Linked DNA regions of Mus musculus: region 1 is linked to region 2. The links are chromatin contacts, found by POLR2A ChIA-PET in ENCODE. All regions are on one chromosome and are shown on one strand. The core of a region is the stretch at or near the end of the contact, and the rest is flanking DNA. Distances in the headings are between cores, read along the strand shown.

The links. ChIA-PET counts read pairs that join two places held with the same protein, here RNA polymerase II (POLR2A).
Region 1: POLR2A ChIA-PET joins it to region 2 with 39 read pairs in embryonic stem cell. The contact joins the enhancer-like site here to the promoter of Pdgfa in region 2. POLR2A ChIA-PET finds 5 or more read pairs at or near these places in 4 of 5 experiments (Patski and embryonic stem cell).

Annotation. Positions count from the first base shown.
Region 1 is chr5:139,031,518-139,036,054 of GRCm38, forward strand. The region is part of intron 9 of Prkar1b (protein kinase, cAMP dependent regulatory, type I beta); the gene reads right to left. Among named protein-coding and RNA genes, the nearest start is that of Pdgfa, 39 kb to the left of the region's middle. Within about 2 kb of position 2,459, at least 1 of the 3 ENCODE cell types and tissues checked has a DNase peak (open chromatin) inside an H3K27ac peak, as active enhancers do.
Region 2 is chr5:138,993,587-138,998,400 of GRCm38, forward strand. It overlaps Pdgfa (platelet derived growth factor, alpha), which reads right to left and starts at 1,358. Exons shown (of 6, transcript NM_008808.4): 1 at 1,123-1,358. The coding sequence starts at 1,185.

The DNA.
Region 1 (4,537 bases), core at 1,209-3,708, 39 kb after region 2:
AGGGCAAAGGGAACACCGAGTCCCGCTGACTCAAAGGACCATGTTAGCTGTCCATGAGAAAGAAGATGGATCAGAGTCCATGGTCCTCTGCAATCCTCTTGGTGGGCTCTGCTGTTAGGAGCTTCCCTGGCCTTCTGGATAAGGTCTGAGCAGAGGGCACTCATGATCACCAAGTGGTGCCAGCATGATGAAGCCAGACTTCCCGGGAATCCTGACAGCTCGTCACAGTGAGTCCAGCCAACAAGCTGAAAAACACTAGTGAATGAGATCACCCAGTGCCAGACACACAGGGTGAGAATAATGCCCAACCCCTGAGAAAGCCCCCACACCTTGGAATCAACAGGCACAGGGGGGTTCTGAGCCCTGCTTGGCTCTTGAGAGTTCCTTCCAGTCAGCACAGAGGCAAATTCAGTGTTGCTAGCAAACACTGCGTTTGCAGTCTCAAACCCCCATGACATTGCGACTCCTCTGAAGTGGGGGGTCAAAGAGGCTCCACCCACATGGCCCTAAGGCTAGGAGAAGAAGGTTGCATCTGTACTAAGGATGGATGTTCCCCCAGCCCAGGCTGGGTTAGGGCAGAGCAACTAGCTGATAGCCACACCCAGCATGTCCCCCAAGACAGGGACAGATGTAAAACCTTTAGGTTTCATATGGGTGTTCAGAGGCCCCTTGGGAGCCTAAGGCAATGGATAACCCCTGCTGACTCATGAGAGGAGTTTGGGTCATTCAGGCAGCATGCACTGCTGCCACGTGCAGCATACATATAATGTGCATGGCAACACATCAACAACCCAACAACAATCTTACAGCAACATGCACTTCCAACCTCATGTGCTCCCCGTGCCGGATGCACCCAGCAATATTTACATGCAACATTAGAGTGAGGGACCAGTCCGCATCTTTCTCAAGAGTCCTTTACTCAGCCTCTTTACTACGCGGTCCAGTATCAGGAGCTCCAACACAACTGATACCTAATGCTTGGACCGTCCGTCTATAAGACATCTTTCCTATCTCAGAAACATCTACTTGAACGTCAGCACGGCAATCCCAATCCCCTTCTTCCACATCTGCTGGTGCCTTTGTCTCATGACCATAGCCCATCTGTCATCTGGAGACAACCTTTTGCCTTCCTGAGTGTCTTGCTTCCGCCATGATCCTTTGTTCAACTCATTCTGTTATAGACGACCCTGTGTGATTATTTTTCTTTTTTTTGGCAAGTATCACACACTCTAATGGCCATCTCAAATCCTGAATAAAACTACCTGAAAGACCCTGGCTAGCAGACCTTCAACAACTGCCTGAGAATTCTCTGTACTCCCCTCTCCCCCAGCCAGTTCCAGCACAGACTAGGAACTAAGACCCTCACTCCCCAGATCTAGTTCCTGCCTGCACGTCTGAGACATCCTGTGTTCCAGGCATTCAGTGTTCTTTCCAAAACCCTGCCCCACCTCCGTTGTGTCTCTCTACAATGTCTGGCTCCCTTAGAACCTCTTCCAGAAGAAGGGTTGCCTGGCGTTTGCCACACCTAAAGCCAAGGGAGTTAACTCTAGAGAAATATCTGAAGCATGGTTCCACACAGCTCCTGCAGGCCCCTAAACCTTCTCCAGGAACAATTCCCAAAGAGAGGAACATAGGAACCAACTGAATGACATTAAAGACAGCTCAAGGAGCCATGAGAATAGAGGTGACACTGAGTAAGGACAGTGAGTTTGAGGCATAAACACACCCCGGGGAGCCTCGGTGCCTGGCACAGTTGAGCCAGCACTGGTCCAGACTAACCTTGGGTTAGTCTACACTGCATTCAGGTACCCCCAGGGACATGCAGTGATTATCTGGCCTTCCTTCTTCCTGCAAAGGTAATCTCTACACCCCAGCAGGGAGGCAGGCACTCTGATGTTAGGTCTGTGTTCCCAGGCCTGGGGCTAGCTGAGAAATGTGTTGTTTTGCAGTCGCTTCAACACTGTGGACATTCATAAAATTAATTTGCTAAGCGGGGAGATAAATCCAATGCCGTGTTCCCATGGCAACACTTCCCATGCTGCCCAATTTCAGTCTTAAGATTTTATGGGAAGCCATCCTTCCTGGTCCAGCTGCTTCCCTGGCCACACAATCAGGGCCCAGGAATTGGGCAGTGGGCGGGGTGGGGGTGGGGGCAGCTTGAATTGAGGAATGCGGGTCTGGAATCCGAGCTGCTGAGAAATCACTTTTCCCACCCAGCTCCTGTCCAGCTCCTCTTGGGTTTTCCTGGAGAGCTGTGGGAGACCTTGGATCCAGATGAGGTCATCCTTGCCTGCAGGTCCTGGCAGGCCCAGCCCAGGCCCAGGGTACCCCCTACTAGGAGGCCAGCCAAAGCTGTGTCCTGCCAAACACAGGGCCCAGACCCAGCAGAGGCTTTGTCCTATCTCAAGGGCTCCTGGCCCAGGGTAGCTCACCCCAGGGGAACAGAGGCAGGAAGGTGACACAGTAGGGAGTGAGCTCAGACAGTAGCAGGGACCCTGCACCACCCGGATTTGTGACTTCCACCTTTGTGTCCTAGGCGCCTGGCTCCCACCGGTGGGTGTGTCTGCAGGAGGCACGCCCAGCTCCTGCCCTGCCTGCTGAGTGTTTTCTAGAAGCTCTGAGGATCAGGTGTCTGAGAAGTTGGCAGCTTCCCATCCTGCTCAGGGGTAGCCACTGTGAATACAGCAAAGAGAAACAAGCTACTTGGCCTCGGAGGGTGCAGCCCTGCAGATGCCTCTACGAAGCACATAAGCTGGCTCCAACTCCTTAATCGGCCTGTTCTCCTTGTGGTAGCGAGGCTCCCAGGAGCCAATGGTATTAATCCCCTTCTGGATGTCCCCATAAGTGGTGTGGAAATCAGGTCCAGAAACAATCACATCTTGTTGGCGTAGCAGGAGCCAGGCACACACAGGCAGCCAGTATGACATCCTATAGCTCTCAGAGCATTGGGGCTCAGGGACATGGGGAGGGGGGCAGGGAACAGGGGACAGAGATGTGGGCTTCATAGCTAGGCTTCCCAGGACTGCCAGTGTCCTCCTCGAGCAGGGCAGGGTGTGCCTGTTAGTCTAGCTCTCAAGGACACAGTTTACAAAACAAGTTCAGAAAATCCACACTAGGACGGTGTGATAACTACCACAAGAGATGTGGCTGTGAGACAGGGCAGGGGCAGGGGCAGGGGCAGGGGCAGGGGCAGGGGCAGGGCAGGGGCAGCCCAGGTGTGAGAGAAACAGGAGACTTCACGCCTCAAGAAGAGGAGCTCAGACATAGCCGCAGGGAGCTGGGCTTGACCCTCCATGCACATCTGCCTTAGATGTGGCCGGAGCCTCCCCCAAGCCGTGTGAATAAGCTGCACAGTCCCCAGCAATGCATTCTGGTCCCCGTGGACTTGGGGTCTGTGGGTTAACTTTCCAGATTCAGTTCATCACAGAGGAAGAAGGGTATTTAAAAAAAAAAAAAAGCCACGTTGCCAAGGAGACCACTTCAAACACACTTTATAAGGTTGTGAAAAGTATACCTTCCCCTGGGGTTGGGTTACATCCCAGAGGCCCAGACAATATAACTGTTCATGTGAATGAGGCCCAACCTCTCCCTCATCTCCAGTCAATGAAGGCTCAAGCTGACTGATGCCAAGGCCACCCTGGGAAGCAGACGCCTTCTTAGAAACCTTTCTGCATGGTGGGGGCTTATGAAGAAGGTGGTTCCAGGCCAGCCCCACTGCTTGAGATTCCCCCAAGGTAACTGGCAGTCAACACACTGTCCCCAAACAGCAGAACCTTCTGGAAGATCAGGGGCACCCTGAGGTCAAACCTCACACCTGTCACCAGAGAGACATGAAGAGAGGGGAGGGACACGTGAAACACACAAAGCAGGGCGGGGTGTGCCTGTTAGTCTAGCTCTCAGGGGGCTGAGACAAGCAGACCACTTCTAATTCAAGGTCAAATTCATCTACAGAGTAAGGCTGCCTTGAAAAAGCCAAAGAGAAGATGGGGGAAATGCCTTACCTGACAAAGTGCTTACTGTGCAAACCTGAGGACCTGAGTTTGATCCCCAGCATTGACATAAAAAGTTAAGTGTCATAGCATATCCTTGTAAGCCCAGGATTGGGGGAGTAGAGACAAGAGGGTCGCTGGGGCTGCCTGACTCCATTGGAGTTCTTCTCTCTCCCTTTCTTTCCCTCACGGAGACAAGGCCACTCCACAATGCCCAGGTTGGCCTAGGACCCCCGATCTTCCTGCTTCAGTCTCCCAAACAGTGGGATTATAGGTGTGTACCATCATGCCCAGTGTACCTTCACTTCTCAACCTGAAGATGGGCTCCTACAGACTCCGAGACGAGCATCACACAGAGCCCATAGCCATGACCAATCACAGAGCGATGCAGAGCAGAGGACTTTCAGAACTATAGGAGGGGAAGAGGCAGGAAACAACACTGGAGGGGAAGGTGACAGGCACTCTGGAAACTCTACAGTTCCCACTGGGATGTCAGCCATCATCCCAGTCCTTGGAGCCGGAGAACTAACCTTCTTCTGCCAGATGAC
Region 2 (4,814 bases), core at 108-2,607:
AAATCACCCGCGCTCTGGCCTCCCCAGGGTGTCTGGGGGCAGCCAGGGGCCCGAAGAGTTTCTGGTTTAATAGCTAAATCCACATGTAGAAACAGAGAGGGTCGAAATGCGTCACGCATCCACGACTGGAGTCACAGCAGCCTCAACACTTTAATCTAGCCGAAGGGTTCAATTTCACTCCGGGAATCCTGAGCTGAGCCCGCAGGGGAGAGGGTCTTCCCTCTCCCCCCACCCCACCCCCTACAAGCACGCGCGCCGGGTCGCCCCACCCGGCTCAGGCCCAGTCACGGCCCTAGCGCCGACTAGGACGCCCAAATCCATCGGGGCTTAGAGAGGCTGCAGGGAACGCAAGGGGTTAAATATCCACCTCGCGCCTCTCCGGTCCCTGCCCAGACCACCCCCACCGTTCAGCCTCCCCCACTCTCCGTCCCGGTTTTTAAAAGGGAGTCAGGGTCGCTGGAGGACTCAACCACGAAGTTCCCACGACAGGGGCTGTGGAAAGTCATTCATCACGGCAAAGCTCCCGGGGAATGGGGGTGGGGGGGAGGGTGGCGGTGGGAGGGCGCGGGCGCCTGGCCCGGCCCCAGCTGCCTCGTTCAGCCACCTGTAAGCAGGCCTGGGCGGGCGGAGACTGCTCCAGCCCTGCGTCGGACTGGGTTTGGGGACCGAGAACTGGGGACTGCGGCTGGGCGCTGCCCACCCTTCCCAGTCCCAGGCTACGGCCGCACCCTCCTCTACCTGCTTACTGCCCGCCCTAGTCCCCTCCCAGAGCACGGTCAGTTTACACACACCCCCTTTCCCGCTTCCCGCACCCCGTTACTGCATTGTCCGCTGCGTTTGGGCTGCCCCTTCTGGAAAGGCACCCACAGCCCCCCGAAGTTTCTACCCACGGGTTCACCTCGCGGCTCCCCCGTCCCCCTCCAAGGCGGAGCGACGCAACGCGCTGGAAACTCACCAGACACACTTGGGCATGGCAGAAAATAGAACCCAGTTGGGATTAAAAAAAAAATTACACCACCCTGACAAAACCAAAATGCTCTTTGCAGAGCTTGAAACAGGTAGCCGAGAGGGGCGTGCGCCGAGGGAGCCGAGAGGGGACAGAGGCGCGGGGGTGGCACCCACCTCGGCCAGGGCATGGGCGAGGTATCCGCAGCCGAGGAGCAGCAGGCAAGCCCAGGTCCTCATCGCGTCCCGAGGCGCTGGAAGCTCGGCAGGGAGGCGAGGCCGCGGGGCGGGCGCTCCAGCCGGGCTCCTGTGGCGGCGAAATTCAGTACCATCCCTCAGGGAGCGCGGCCCGGAGGAGGGTGGCGCGGAGAGCAGGGAGCCTGCGGAGCGCGCTCGGCGCGAGCAGCGAGTGCAAAGCCAGCGAGGAGGAGGAGGAGGAACAGAGTCGCTCCGGGAGCCTCCTGGGCCGCCGGGTAGGGGGTGGGGACGGAAGGGGCGGAGGGCGGGGGCTGGGCTTCTTCCTTGGTGCGTTCCCCGTGCTGGCCGCCGCCGCGCTCGCTCCCCGTCGCTGGCTTTAGGAGCGACCCGGCCGGTAAATCCGCATATTTGCTGCCGTCAGCCCCGGGAGGGGACCGCGGAGCGTGGCTGCAGCTCCCGCCGCACCACCGATCACCTGTCTGGACTCTCGGCCCGGTACCAGCTACCGCCTCGCCTCTCCCTGAGGGCTCCGGGCAGTCCGGAGAGCCTGTCCCCGGGCCTTCCTCTCGCCGCTGCCGCCCCGGGCCGGGCACGGCGCGGCCCAGCACGGCGCGGCCCGGCGGCCTGCGTGCGCCCCTCCGCGGCGCGCCCTCGGCTACGGCGCGGCGCTCCGCCCTCCGCCCGCCGGGGCCGGGCAGCTCCCGCGGCCGCGCCGCCTGGCAGCAGCCTACCCGCCCGGGGCCTCGCTACGCCGCCCGCGCGGGCCGGAGGGCGGGCGGAGGGCCGAGCTGGCGCCGCTGCCGCCGCAGCAGCAGCCGCGGGAAGACCAGAGGAGGAGGTGGAGAAGAAGGCGCAGGCAGGCCGGGCTCCAGGAGTTGAGCGGGCTCCGCAGGACGCGCGTGTGGAGCCGGCCGGCGACAGGGAGGGGGTTATAGCGCCGCCACCGCGCCCCTCCCCCTCCCCCGCCCCCCGCCTCCCCCGGATTCCGGGCCCGGGACCCGCACCTCGGAAGCGCTCAGGGGTCTCGCGGGCCAGATCGGGCCCGGCCGCCACCGCCACTGCAGTGGCCACACACGCGCTCACGCAGGCAGCTACATCCATCCAAGCTCGGCGCCCGCGGCTCGGAGCCCACAGGCGCCCGGGCTCCCGGAGCGCCCCTCCCTCGAGCTTGCCCACCCTTCAGTGCCAGCTGCAATCCTGCGGCACCGGGCGGGGAGGGGAGGAGGCCGCTGCAGAAGCACGGCCGTCTCTGGCTCGCCTCTCTCTCGGGCCCCAGCGGCAGTAAAGGGCAGCGCCCAGAGCTGCTGCGCCAAAAAGGGCATGAGAGTCGGCTTGGCCCCCGCCCGGCGCTCGGGCCGCTTCCCACTGTAAGGATCCAGTGCTCCAGCCTTCCCCTCTCCATAAAAGGAGGGGGAGTGAGTCTTTGCGGAGAGGCGGGGCGGGTTTAGGGGCGCGTCTAGGGCACTCACCTGACGGCTGCCACGCGCCCGCGCCCCAGAGCCAAAGCCTGGGACACCTGATTGAGGAACTTGCACTCTTGTGTGGAGGTGGAAGCGAGGCTAGGGTCGGGGAGGAGGCTGCCTCCTGCCTCATCGCCACCTTGACACCCTGCACCCTCCAGATCCTTAGCCCCTGGCCGAAGGCCTAGCCGAACCCTGAATGGGGAGCTGGAGGGATAGAAGGAAAGATAGAAAAGAAGCGGCTGGTGAGGAACTCCTGGGTTCTACCTTGGGATCCAAGGCAGCGCAGAGCGCCACCTCCGGCCAAGGCACAGTACAGACGGGTGGCGGGGAAGGCACATGCGGACAGAAGTCTGATCAGGGCTGGACGGTTCTCCCATTGAGAGAGATGGATTCCTGGTGGGATGTGACCCGACGGCAAGGCCAGTCCTGTCAGCTCCTTAACTCGGGTTAGAGGATTGTGGACCTTTCAAATCCCAAAGTTAGCCTCCTAGGGCTCTGGAGACTATGGAGGGCTCCAAGGGTAGGGATGCAACTGGATACAGCCTGTCCAGTTCACTCCCTTTCATGTGAATTAACCCGTGCACCCAGCCCGGGTCCAATCCCCCACCAATCTTCTTTGTCCCCAGACAAAGGCGCAGCCGGGCAGGAGCCTTTCATCCCCAGCTTCCCGGGTTCCTGCATTTCAAAGGCTGAGCTGGAAGGGCCCAACACGGGCGGCTCACCTAGCTCCAAATACCTGGTGGGCGTGGGGGGAGGGGGTAGCTGAAGATCTTTGGAGCCCAAATCTACAGACTTCCTTAGGCCTGTAGGCCCCATCACCACGCCCCAGCCCTAACACCTCGGGATGCTCAGGAGATAAGAGGACACCCTCTCTTGGCCTAAAGAGGGAGTATGGAAAACGTTGAGAAGCGCCCCACCTCGAGGTCTTCGAAAGCCCAGGCCTTGTCCGTACTGGTGAAACTTTATGCTGCTCTGAAGAGGATGACTTCTGGTGGCGACTGCCAGGACCACTCTAGACCTGAGTCGAGTTCCTCACCGTTTTATCCCGATTGTTCTGCGCGGCCTGTCCCGCCAAGCCCTCGGCCTTCTCACAGGCAGAGAGCACCAAAGGACACCTTTTTGCGGTTCGACGACCCGGTGTGACGGTGGATGTGAGAATCCAGGAAGAAGATCCGGTTGCATTGCTGGGATGCCGCGCCTGTCCGGCCACCACCTCCGCATGGAGGCTGCGGGTTCCTGGGGACCCCACCTAGTTCGGTGCTTCTCTCTCCCTTTACTCTCTTGGCGCAGCAGGGACGCCCAGCTGGAAATCAAAGCCGGGCGGGAGGGATTCTGAAGACGCTAGGGGACATCAGGGACCAGAATGAGGCTAGGCCTGGATTCATCGCCCGGGACGCGGGAGCCACGGGGAGCTGGGCGCAGGCACTGCTCTAATCGCCGACCGCTATTAAAAATAAAACCGCGACCCGTCGTCATAGCGACCGCAACAACAGCGGCCGCGCGAGGGTGGTAAGAGCTTGTGCAGCCCGGCGCCAGCCGCCTGAGGGGACTGGGGCACGGGCCCTAAAGCTTACAAGGTACTCTGGTGTGAGACAACGACCCCTACCCCCACCCCCACAGCCGACCCCCGACCCCCACTGTTCCTCCTGGTTCTCGCTAGACTCTTGGTCTCTGAAAACTGGAACTGGCTAAGTCATGAGGTCAAGAGCCTAAAGGACCCGCCGGCTCAAACTACCCCCCACCCCCACCCTATGCCTCGGCTTCCCTTGGGACCCGTGACAGTCCTCATTTTAGCCTCTGGAGAAGGGGTTGAGTGAGGGGGTGAGGTTCAGGTGTCAGGCCTCCAAAGAACACCAAGAGACCAAGCCGAGCTGGAGGGGTTGCATGCGCTCGAGGCCACCGCACCTGTCCCGCCCGCGCCTCCGTGATCCTTTCTGGTGGGAGAGATCACGTGCTTCCTTCTGGCTGGGATTCGAGTTTCACTTCCAGCCGCTATTAGGCGGTTCACTCGGTTCACTGCAAACATTTGATAATGAGGCTAAATATACTTTAGAGTCGGAGGAGGTGTGGGCGGCTGCTGCCCTAGCCTGTAGGTGCGTCGCTCCAGGCTCCATGGGGCATCCCCGCCCCAGCAGCTGAGAACAATCCCCCAAGTCGGATTCGAGAGAAAGACCCGCACCCACCCATTCCCCCCAAAATCCAGTCCTA